Regions from separate parts of the Homo sapiens genome. Here region 1 is linked to region 2. The links are chromatin contacts, found by Hi-C in ENCODE. All regions are on one chromosome and are shown on one strand. Each heading gives the region's core, a stretch centred on a gene start or an enhancer-like site at or near the end of the contact. The rest is flanking DNA. Distances are from core to core; before and after follow the strand shown. Region 1 has its middle 24 kb from the start of ZNF80. Region 2 overlaps LOC124906267 (a long non-coding RNA gene).

Region 1 (5,364 bases), core at 2,328-4,827, 4.4 Mb after region 2:
TCCTTTGCAGGGACATGGATGAAACTGGAAACCATCATTCTCAGCAAAGTAACACAAGAAGAGAAAACCAAACACCACACGTTCTCACTCATAAGTGGGAGTTGAGCAATGAGAACACATGGACACAGGGAGGGGAACATCACACACTGCGGCCTGTTGAGGGGTGGAGGGCTGGGGGAGGGATAGCATTAGGAGAAATACCTAATGTAAATGACGAGTTGATGGGTGCAGCAAACCAACATGGCACATGTACACTTATGTAACAAACTGCACGTTGTGCATGTGTACCCCAGAACTTAAAGTATAATAATAATAAAAAAAGAATAGATCATATGATTAAAGAAATAAAGATATATAACATTATTTCACACCTGGGTGCTGTGGAGTAACATTCATACCACTACTTATGATTATTTAGTAATATCTTGTTTATGGAGGTTTTCATAGCAAATTTTCCAATTGGAATTTTAACACTACACCAAGGAACTTGTCAGTTTCAGTACGTGTGTGTGTCTAAACAGTGATGATCTTTGTGAGATGGTGTACAATCTGTATTCCTGCAGCTCTTCCCTGTTTATAAAAACATTATTTTTTTTTGTTTCCTGCAGTGGTCTTTTAGGGTAGGCAAGGATCATTACCCTCCATTTTACAGAGCCTCAGAGAGATCAGGGAACTTTCTGAAAGTCACAGGCTTGGTGGGCCTCAGGCAGGGCTTCAGATGCAGACATTTGGATTTTGAGTTCTGAGTGTGATCAGCCACTGCACACAGAGCCAGGAATGGAACTTCCAGGCTGCCCGTTTTCACTTGGTACCAGAAAGGTAGGTTGGAGGTGAGGAGTGTCAGAATTGCCCCTCTCTTGGTCTCCTGTATGAAAAATAGAATAGCTTTTTTATAATGAAAGTATAATTGACCTACAGTAAAATGCAGACACTAAGTGCACAGGCTAATCAGTTTTGATAAATGCAGACATGCATATAACCTACATCTGATCAAGATGTAGAACATTTCCATCACTCTGGAAACATTTCCATCACTTCATATCCCTTGTCAATCAACTACCCCTCCCTCTCTGTTCTGCTAGCAACCTCTGTTCTGATTTCTGTCCCATATATTTGGAGAACTTATTTAAGAAATTTCTGTTTCGGTCACCTGCAGTAAGGGCCAAGCGAACAGCAGCGACTTTGTCATTCCTTTTGGTTGCCATGGTCAGGCTGGAGCCAGTCTACATGTGAGCCAGTTGGATGGGTCTGCCAGCTGTCACTGAACAGAGGCAGAGTCTCTGTGACAACAGCGCCCTTATGCATTCTAACAGGTAGTGAGTGTCATTTAAGCAGCTTCGAGACCTTGCCTGAGGTTCTTGTTCACTTGCACATAGCATACCAATGGAATCAAGTTAATGTTGACATAAAAAAGATGTCAGCTCCATCCCAATCTACCTCTGTGAAGAGCAGGTATAATCCCGTAAACATCTATTCTGGGGGCTCCCCTTGGGAGAGAGACCCTCCCCTGCACACAGGCTTGGGAAGACTGAGTCATGCTTTAGAGCCCATTAGCCAACATCTTCTTCAATAGCAATCGCCACTACTCCCTTTTATTTGTAGTTACTCTATGGTAACTCTGTGGAGATGACGTGCATGTGGGGGCCACTGCCCTTTGTGGAAGGAATTAGATTTGAGGAATTGGACTATCGATAGAAGGTGGCTGGGCAAGTGACGAATCAGAGTCAGGAGATGGTTCTGAGGAAAGAGACCTGGCTGCCCAGTACTGTGCCCCGTATCTGAGCCCCATTTCTAGTCAGGAAAGGTCTTTCATGGGGTGGGGCCAGCCAGGATGGTCCAGCCTACTTGCATCCTCCCCCAATTGGCATTCTAGGCAATTTCTTGAAAGGACATTCCTTGTCTTCTTCTCACACGGCTTGAGTGAGTACACTTTGTGCTAGGAGCAAGATCCAGCCCATCCCAGGCTGAGATCTCTTTCTGTCCTGGTTAGGAACAGGGGCCAAGAGAGGCTGCCATGGGAAACACATGGCTCAGCCTGAGATGAGCATTCTCAGCAGACTCTTACTTCCATTACAAGCAGCAGTAGTAGGAAGCAATGTTTTTGGAGAGCGTCCACTGCACTCTCCTTGGTCTTGCCAGTGAAGTGCAGGGGCGGGGACCAGCTCACCTTCACATTCCTGGCCATGAAGGTGAGAATGGATCCAGACAATAATGTGTTTTCATTTGTGGTTGCTTATCTTTTGTCTCCAACTGGCAAGCTGGAATGATGTTGGCACCACACGACAACAGCAGGGAGTCACAGCCTTTTCATAAATGCATGGAGAAATGAGGCATCAGCAGGTACAGGTTACAGTGACTCAGGTGGGGCACAGGAATTTCATGATTTTAAAAAAGGATTCCAGATTCTTCTGTTCTCCTTGCCAAAGGCTAGTCAATTTTCCCAGTTGCTTCTCTATTGCCCCCATCTTATTCAAAACTGCACAAATTCAAATGACCCCACTTCATCTAGACAAAAACGTAAAAAGAAAAGACAGTCAATCAAGATTCTGCTTGATTAACATCTTGGGAGAAGGCTAACATGAGTCTTCAGGGATGAAAATAAATGGCTCTGAGCCTGGGCTGTGGTCATAAACCTGACCTTGTCACTGCCTAAGCGAGGAAAGCAATGGAGGAAATTAGAGCTCTCGTTCCAGTGTGATTACAATTGTACCCTTAACAGGACATGACAATGTTTTTTGGCATTCAATTATGTTTTGCTATGCGTGCATGCATACACTCACACACTCACACACGCAGAGCTAGAATTGAAATCATCTCAAGTGAGAATTCTTGTGATGCATTTAAGGGGCCTGCATTTGACAAGTTGCTACCTAGTTATGGACTAAAATCTCACCAGGCACCCCCATAGCTTATCGCCTGTCATTTCAAAACAAAGACATCCTGCTTCCCCTTTCTGTGTCACACCTCATCGACTCATTCTCAGCAGACTCTTACTTTCATTACAAGCTCGGTGCCACCTCCCGGACTTTCATCAGATGAAAACTTGAAAGAAAAAAAAAACCCATTCCATGTTTTGACTTGGACTCTAGGTGTTGTTATTCTCTCAGTCCAGCTTGAGAAAAAAAAAAAAAAAAAGCCCACCCCACGAGGGGGCAGGCCTGCTTTCCTGTCTCCTGCCACCACACAGTCTCTGAAGTGTGTGAAGAAGAGAGGAAGAGACAATTAACACTCAGCACCAATCTGCATTTCCTTTTTAGCTGCCATTTACACGCTGCTCAGGTTTTGAAAACCAGCATTTCATGCTACTCCCTAGAGAGCCAGCACCAGCTTCAGCAGGATCCATCTGCACAGCACTCACATTGCTGAAATCTTCAGCCAACCCAGAATTCATTTATTTATTTTTTGAAAAAAAATGAGAGAGAGGAAGTGAGAGAGTACGAGTGAGAGAGCAAGCAAGCGGGTGAAAATAATAGATTAGAATCTGGTAATATTTAATGCGCACGCTTGACCAATCCCTGCGCTGGTCCAGGCAGGGGTGAGTCAGTGGAGTTTTTCTTTGATCATCTTCTAGATTAGTGTGAGCAGCGAGCGAATGAGCAAGAGCGTGTGACAACAGAGGATGACAGGCTGTGAGGTTCGAAGCAGGAAGGACACACTCCATAAGTCTCGGCACTGCTCATCAGCCCATGTGTCAGCACGCTCTTGCTGATGGGAGCAGCGGGGAGAAACGCCATACTGGGAAGTCACTGCTGGTGTGGGACAAGTTACAAGATGCTTCTGGGGGAGGAAAATGTGTATCATCAACTCCTCAGGTCTGGCCAACTTGCTTTATTTCCTTTAGCCCCCAAAGGGTGGAGCATTGAAGCATAATAGCTTCAATAAGCTTTGTTATTTTAACATTATTATTTTTTAAACTGAATTCACCACCACAGGAGGTCACAGAGTCAATGGTCACAGCTGGCTTTTAAAAAAGGGTTGAGTCACTTTGTGATTGATAAAACAGACTCAGCCTGAGATGAGGGCAATCAGGTTTCCTGCTTGAAGGCATCAGTTGATCACTACAGGGGTCGGAAAGAAGTGTTTTTCTTACGCAAGTTCTGGCATAATAGTCTAGGTGAATGCAAAAAAAAAAAAAGTTAGTCTTTTGATTTGTTTGTTTTTGTTTCTAAGAGAGAGCAGAGCTAAAAAGCCCATCCTTACCTCAGTAGACCAATGAGTGGTCTGATTCCATCTGGCTCTGCTGCTCAGATGGCAGTTGTGATGATAGTCATGCTACAGACACATTTACCAACTAAGCAGTGCAGACAGTACTCTGCATTGGCCCAGATTTACCTAGGAACAAGCACAGGTGTGCTCAGATAAGGAAAATACCTTAGGTCAGGAGGTGGGGTGAGCACATGGTTGTTAAAATAGAATTTAGTGAGTTAAAAAAAAAACCAGCAAACCAACACAAGACTCATAAGTACCCTATAGTATCTGCGGATGCCGTTACACGTCAAGTTAAACCACATCTTCTCAGGATACAGGGGTGTTTTGCAGCTCTCACATTAACACAGATGTGTAACGTGGGTTTCTCAGCCTATCAGAGATGGGGCAAGATAGGGTTATAATAAACAGCTTTTGTTTTTTTTGGCTCTGCCCTTACTAGGGGAGACTTCCAACCTTACCAATTCTCAAATAGTTCTTGGAGTCCCTGGTGAGAAGGATGCCCCTCTTCCACCATTCTGACTTAATGACACTGGAGCCACACTGCATGGGTTCAAATCCCAAACTCATTCCTCCACTCAAAATGTATTTAAGGGAGTGCCCACTGTGAACTTGACATTATTCTAGATGCTGAGGAAAGAGCCATTCCACATTTTCCTGTAATTTTGGTTCTAGTGAAGGTGTAGAAATGCAAATAAATAAACAAGTAAATGTATAATATTTCAGATAGAATATTATAGAGATGCTGTGGAGGGAACAAAAGCCTACTTGAGATGTCTTCAACAGAAGACAAGAAGAATGAGAGAGAGAGTAAGAACAACCATTTTAAGAAGTTTGCTGCAAGGGGGAAAGAAATGGAGTCGTTTGACTTAGGAGTGGAATCCCAGGGAAATTTCTTGTTGCTGTTGTTGTTTGTGGTTTTGATTGGAGAAATAGCATCACGTTATTCTGATCCATGTTATTAATTATTCTCACATTATTCTAGTTCTGATTCAGTAGAGAAGGAAAATAGATGATGCTAAAGCAATGTCCTTGGGTGGCGTGAGGGGTTGGGATCTGGTGCAAAGTGGAGGGGTTGGCTTTAGGTAGAAAATACACAGTTCATCCAGAGCAGCAGGAGTGAAGGTAAACGCATGGACATAGTGTAGAAAGATGTGA
Region 2 (5,895 bases), core at 3,241-5,740:
CAATGGAAATGCATGATAATGTGGATCATCAACAGTGAAAAATAATTTTAATCAGCATCTTCTTTTTTAGGCAAATGGTGAATAAATTTGATTTATTTTATTTTTCCTTGGCTTCTCTTTATGCATTTTTAACCATCTCTGTTATGGAGTTGGTTAGCTAATATTTTTGGCTGTACATGACAATGTTTCTTTCCTTCATTACCACTCTTCTGATATCAGACTTCACCTTCATATTTGCATTGGATGGGGCAGGGGTATTTACAGGGCTCAGACTTGACCTAGCATAGGGATGCCAACTCCCTGGACACAGTGTTTGCTCTGGGATGGGAGCTAGACCCAAGTATGTTGGGTTGTCAGACAACATACAGGATTCCCACTTAATTTTAAATTTCAGATAAACGTGAATAGGGGTCTAGGATATATTTTTTCACCTCTGTTGAAATCTTCTCAAATAACATGTGGGATATATTCATACTGATACAATTTATACTTAAGTACTATTTGCTCTTTATCTGAAAATCAGTTTTAACTGGGTGTCCTTTATTTTTGTTTGCTAAATCTGACAACACTATAAGTAGGATCAGAGACTTCTTTTGTTTTGTTTGCTTATTCTATATGAACACAAGAGAAATAATTTCCATTAGGATGTACAGGAGAGGATTAAATTGAAGCCCATCTGATAGCCACTTTCCCTGATGAGTAAGAGGAAAAGTAAGCCAAGTAAAGGAGTGCAGACACCTGAGGTAGCAGAAAGATGAAGTCTTCCTAATTCCAGCTCCTATCTGCAGGCTCTGGTACTGCAGCTCTTCCTTTTTATATTATGCACCATCCCAGCATCTTTCTCAGTTATGGCAGCCAGTAGATTACTTTTATTTATATGAGCAAGTGGGAGTGTGAGCAGTCACTCGTGCGGCGCTCTCCTCCTTCCCCTGGCGTCCTCCAGCATTTCCGCTTGCCCTCCATGCAGCAGCACCCACTCAGACCTCCCCTCCCACACAAGCTGCCCCACCCTGCATAGCATACTGTTTTCCCGCAAAAGGACCTTAAAAATTCTTGTTGAAGTAATCAGTGGATAGAGTCACAGGAAATAGGGAGTAGCTGTAATACCTTGATTAAAGAATGATATGTGGCCGGGCACAGTGGCTCACAACCTGTAATCCCAGCACTCTGGGAGGCCGAGTGGGGCGGATCACGAGGTCAGGAGATCGAGACTGGCTAACACGGTGAAACCCCGTCTCTACTAAAAAAAATACAAAAAAATTATCCGGGCGTGGTGGCGGGCACCTGTAGTCCCAGCTACTAGGGAGGCTGAGGCAGGAGAATGGCGTGAACCCGGGAGGCGGAGCTTGCAGTGAGCCCAGATCGTGCCACTGCACTCCAGCCTGGGCGACAGAGCAAGACTCCGTCTCAAAGAAAAAAAAAAGAATGATATGTAAAAACAAAGTTTTTAGGTTTTTAGGACAAATCTGCCAACAAGAATTTCTCATGTTTCAATCGGAAACTTTTTTTTTCTTTCCAGTGTTAGGATAGACAACCTTATTTCCTTCCCACAAATGGCAATTCTTTAGATTACTGGAGGGGGGACAGCTTGTCTGTTTTCTAATTTCAAAAACGAATAATTCCTTTAAAAGCTTCAGATTTTGGTGCTTTTGTCATCTTGCTACAGGGCTCTGGACCCTTGGCCAGTGGCCAGCTTTAGAAATGGTCATTTAGGAAGCAAGTCTTCCCCAGAGAATGCATGTGCTGAGTTGCTCTCATGTTTGCTGGTGGACAGTTGGTCCCGTGTCCCCAACACCACAAAGGCTTTCATGGACAGAGTCCTTCATGGGTAAGAGAAAAAGCTGGGACACATTTTTAAAAAACTTTTAGTACATGTAAAAGTGATGTTCTTTATAAGAAAAATGTTCTTTATTCATTTTGGAAAAAAAGTAGAGTCCAAATTTACCAAAGTATAAACACTGAGAGACAAAAGCTGTGGAGATATAAAAAACAGAAAAACAGGCACTTTGCTTCATGCATATATCAACAAATTTTAAAAATCAAAGACAAACTAAAATTGTCAGTAGGGGTCCTACAGGCAAAAAAGACATCATCTAAAAAAGAAGTCTTAAGGAGGGAGTGAAAAAGTAAAGATGGACGAGAACAGTGTAAGTAAATGCTGTATATCTTCCTTTAGGTTTTGAGCACCTTTTGGATTAATGCCAGAAGAAATCCTTCAAAAGTAAGTGGGTGTGTATGGTCAGGCCTGGCTTATGGGCTTCCCTGCCTTTATAGAAATCATGTCAATTAGTTTCAGCTTCATGAAACATTAGTCATAAAGGTGTGAAAGCAGTGGTCTAATTGAACCACAGGTAGCTTAATGACTCATTTTAAACACTTTACTCTCACTTTCTCAAGAAAATAGGAGGCACAATGAAATAAATTGCTAGGCTAAAGCCAAGTATCAAGAATCCTGATATTCAACATAGTTAACCCATAGGGTGGATGTAGAATCTGCAGCAAAGGCCCAGATCAGGAGCTAAGACTCAGATAGGACTGGATAGATTAGAGAAATCAACCATCTGGGCCAGAGACTTCAATATTGTGAAATAAATAATTGGCCTTTACAGCTAATGTAGAGACCAGTGCCTACTTGGAATTCTGACAAAGAGAATAAAGTAATTAAAACCAGATTGACCTCTATAGTTTGTCCTGAGCAGAATCTAACAAAATCCAGCTTCTTTTGTTTACCTGCTCTATCTCCCATGTTGAGTAAGAATATTGTGGTCAAGATGGAAGTGGGTAGTAGGATCTAGCCTGAAGCGGAGAGTGGAGCAGGAAATGTGGGATGTAAGGATAAGCAGAATTTGCTGAATGCTTTTCAGGAGGATGAAAGAGTACATCAGACAATAATATATAGTCTTTGTTAGCTTTTCTTTTTATACAATGTTATAGACTTCAAAGAGATTCTATATTCCAAATCTTCACAAGATTTCTCACAAGAATATTTATGTGAAGCAAGGTACATACAATAAAATTGAGACTCAAGAGATTAAGTTACATGCTCAAAGTCAACTGAATAATAAATAGCACAGCCTGGATAGACTCCAACCCAGAGCATCCTGAGTGATTTTTCCCAGGAATCTTTTCATTTTTATGTCTATTTAATTCTGATGTCCCATTCATATGGAGACATATGATATGGACTTCCGTTTGCTACCATATAAATAAAGAGCAATATGAAGATGGGATAAGGGAATGTCCAGAATGCCAGAGTCAAACTAGCATCAATAGTGGCAATTATCCAAATGACTGGGGAGAACACCAGGATCTTAGAAATGGTATTTTAGATGTTACCAAGCAAGGCCATCTAAAGTAAGCCTTCAAAGAGTTCCAGAAGCAAAGAAAACAGATGAAAAGGCATGAAAACATGAACACTCTAATAACAGTTAAAGTAAATGGGATTGCTCTTGCCAAGACCTATGAACTATATCTGATTGTAGAGAAAAATAAAACAGCGGGTGAGGTGGTGCATCCATTCTGCAGATATATCTTTCAATAGGGAAGGCAGTTATAAACGAGGTGACTCTCTCTTGATTTCCATGATTTTAATTTTGTGACATAATGTGTATTCATTTATATTTTCTATTGAGTATGAGTCCATACACAATTAATGGTTAAATTTTTGAAAATATAAAGATTTTTACTGATAAAATTTATCATTCAAGGTTGGGATGCATATACTTTTCGCAGTAAAAGAGCAACAAATTTGTTAGAAAGTAGTTTTAATTGGTATCCTTTAAAAGAACCTTGTAGGATCGTGTTACTTCACATATAGGAGAATATTTCTCTAGCTTGTGGCTTCAGTGATACATTTTTTATGGACTGGTTGCCAGTGATTCTCGCCCATGAAATGTATAGAGAAGTCTGTTGACACTTCTTATCCTCTCTCTCTTTTACCTGATTTGAAGCAAAAATAGTCATTTTGGAATTAAGAGGAAAAGGACAAGTGAACTTTTGACTTAATCTTAACATTGTTGAGCTCCTGAGCTAATGAAAGCAACAAGTTCTTACTTTCAGATTTTGCATTCTGTGACTAAACAAAAAAGACTCCCTCTATTTTTTAAATTACTTTTTAAAAATACCTAATCAGATATTTTATTAATTGAAACCAAAGGCATTTCTAACTGTACCCTAACTTCCTGTCTTGTTTTCTCTTTCAGCTTTGTGTCAGTCTTTCTGTTGTGGAGATTTTTTTTTTTTCAGTCTTTTTGTCTGCCTAGCATTTGCATCCCCTTTCTACGTGAGATTAATCTTGGTGGGAGAAAGAGCAAACTTTAAACTTTAGAAACATTAACTATATAAACTATAAAAACTAAAAATACCAGATACGTTCTCAGCCTGATTTGAAGCAAGGGTTTGGGCAAATACTTCGGGCTCTCTATATTGGATGCACTCATACCAGTTTTTGAGTAGGAAGTTAGTGACACCAAAAAACACGGGAAGTGACTCATTCTCTGATAAAGGAAGTGGTTACAGCACAATTGTGTTCCTGATAGATCAGTGACAACATTATCTAGGACACTCAGTGTTCTAGTTTTGTGGGGGCAGAAGTAGTTTCCTCATCAGCCCAGTTTTGCAGCCTCAATTGGGGCATTGTTCAAGATTCATTGTTCTGAGCAAGATGGTTCCGCTCTCCTGGTGATTCAGAGAGCTACCTATTAGTTTTTAAAATAAACTCTTTTTTATCCTCCCATTTATTCAGTCATGATTGATTTCTTATTTTGCTTGCAAATAAGGACCTTGCTTGATGTATTGTCTATCTCTTAGGCCAAAAGAATAGAGGCCAGAGAAGAGGAGCCAGGCTGGTAGAAACATCTCGCCTTTTCTGCTTGGGTATGCTGTCACCTTTTACAAATGAATAAGCATGTTAATAAGCTGACAAGAGAAAGAGAGAGGAAGAAAACACGTAAAAAAATAAAAATAGGCCAGGCGCTGTGGCTCATGCCTGTAATCTCAGCACTTTGGGAGGCTGAGGTGGGCGGATCACAAGGTCAGGAATTCGAGACCAGCCTGGACAATATGGCGAAACCCCGTCTCAATTAAAAATACCAAAAAAAATTAGCTGGGTGTGGTGGCGGGCGCCTGTAGTCCCAGATACTCAGGAGGCTGAGGCAGGAGAATCGTTTGAACCCAGGAGGTGGAGGTTGCAGTGAGTCAAGATCACGCCACTGCACTCCAGCCTGTGCAACAGAGATAGACTGTCAAAAAAAAAAATTCACGGCATTTATGGCTTTAAGGATCTGTGTAAAAAACTACTGGTAACACTTCAGGGTATCTTTAATGATATCAATTGATATGTCTCTATCATTCATTCATATATCCTTCATTCAGTAGGTAGCCAGACTCTGTGCTTCTTGGTCTCAAGGATGTTTTGAGTTTGAAAAAACTGAAGTTTTACTTCCAACCTAGGTTTTCATTTTCTAAGTCTATACTTTTTGATAAAGTTGTGCTAGACGCCCTTGAAAGAGAGGAGAGAGAGAATGCCTCCTACATGAAATAAAAGAAAAGGGATTACTTTTACTCACAGTGAAGAGTTTCCTTACACCCAGTTTCCTTACTCCTAGATCTGGAGATCTGTGATATCTCCAGATAGGAGTGCAAGGACACAGAACCACTGTAGGGATTCCTCAAAGGCCACAGCAGGACCCTGCTAACTATCAGTGCTGTGTGGAGGAAGCAAGACTTCAGGAGGAATGTTGGTGGGTTTCAGGCTCGCCAAAGTTTGCTCCATCCTCAGTGTGGTGCACAGAAGCATCGGTCAGGAAGAAGGCTGGATTTGGAGGGACCCTGTGGAACAGACTCCAGTGTCTAGGTAGTAAACATTGGACAGATGGCCAATGACCCAGGAGCCAC

The links. Hi-C counts contacts between places; a loop is a spot of excess contacts on that map. Pooled maps may share reads with other maps.
Region 1: a map of CD8-positive, alpha-beta T cell shows a loop between it and region 2 (12-fold over the local background). The contact joins two enhancer-like sites. A Hi-C loop is called at or near these places in 2 of 168 maps with a recorded cell type or tissue (CD8-positive, alpha-beta T cell and natural killer cell) and 5 of 50 pooled maps.

Annotation. Positions count from the first base shown.
Region 1 is chr3:114,210,739-114,216,102 of GRCh38, forward strand. No RefSeq gene overlaps it. Among named protein-coding and RNA genes, the nearest start is that of ZNF80, 24 kb to the right of the region's middle. RefSeq lists an enhancer at 2,998-3,671. Within about 2 kb of position 3,578, at least 12 of the 41 ENCODE cell types and tissues checked have a DNase peak (open chromatin) inside an H3K27ac peak, as active enhancers do; they include CD8-positive, alpha-beta T cell and natural killer cell, where a contact is called at or near this core.
Region 2 is chr3:109,802,606-109,808,500 of GRCh38, forward strand. All of the region lies in intron 2 of LOC124906267 (a long non-coding RNA gene), which reads left to right. Among named protein-coding and RNA genes, the nearest start is that of MIR4445, 200 kb to the left of the region's middle. RefSeq lists an enhancer at 4,196-5,395. Within about 2 kb of position 4,491, at least 5 of the 41 ENCODE cell types and tissues checked have a DNase peak (open chromatin) inside an H3K27ac peak, as active enhancers do; they include CD8-positive, alpha-beta T cell and natural killer cell, where a contact is called at or near this core.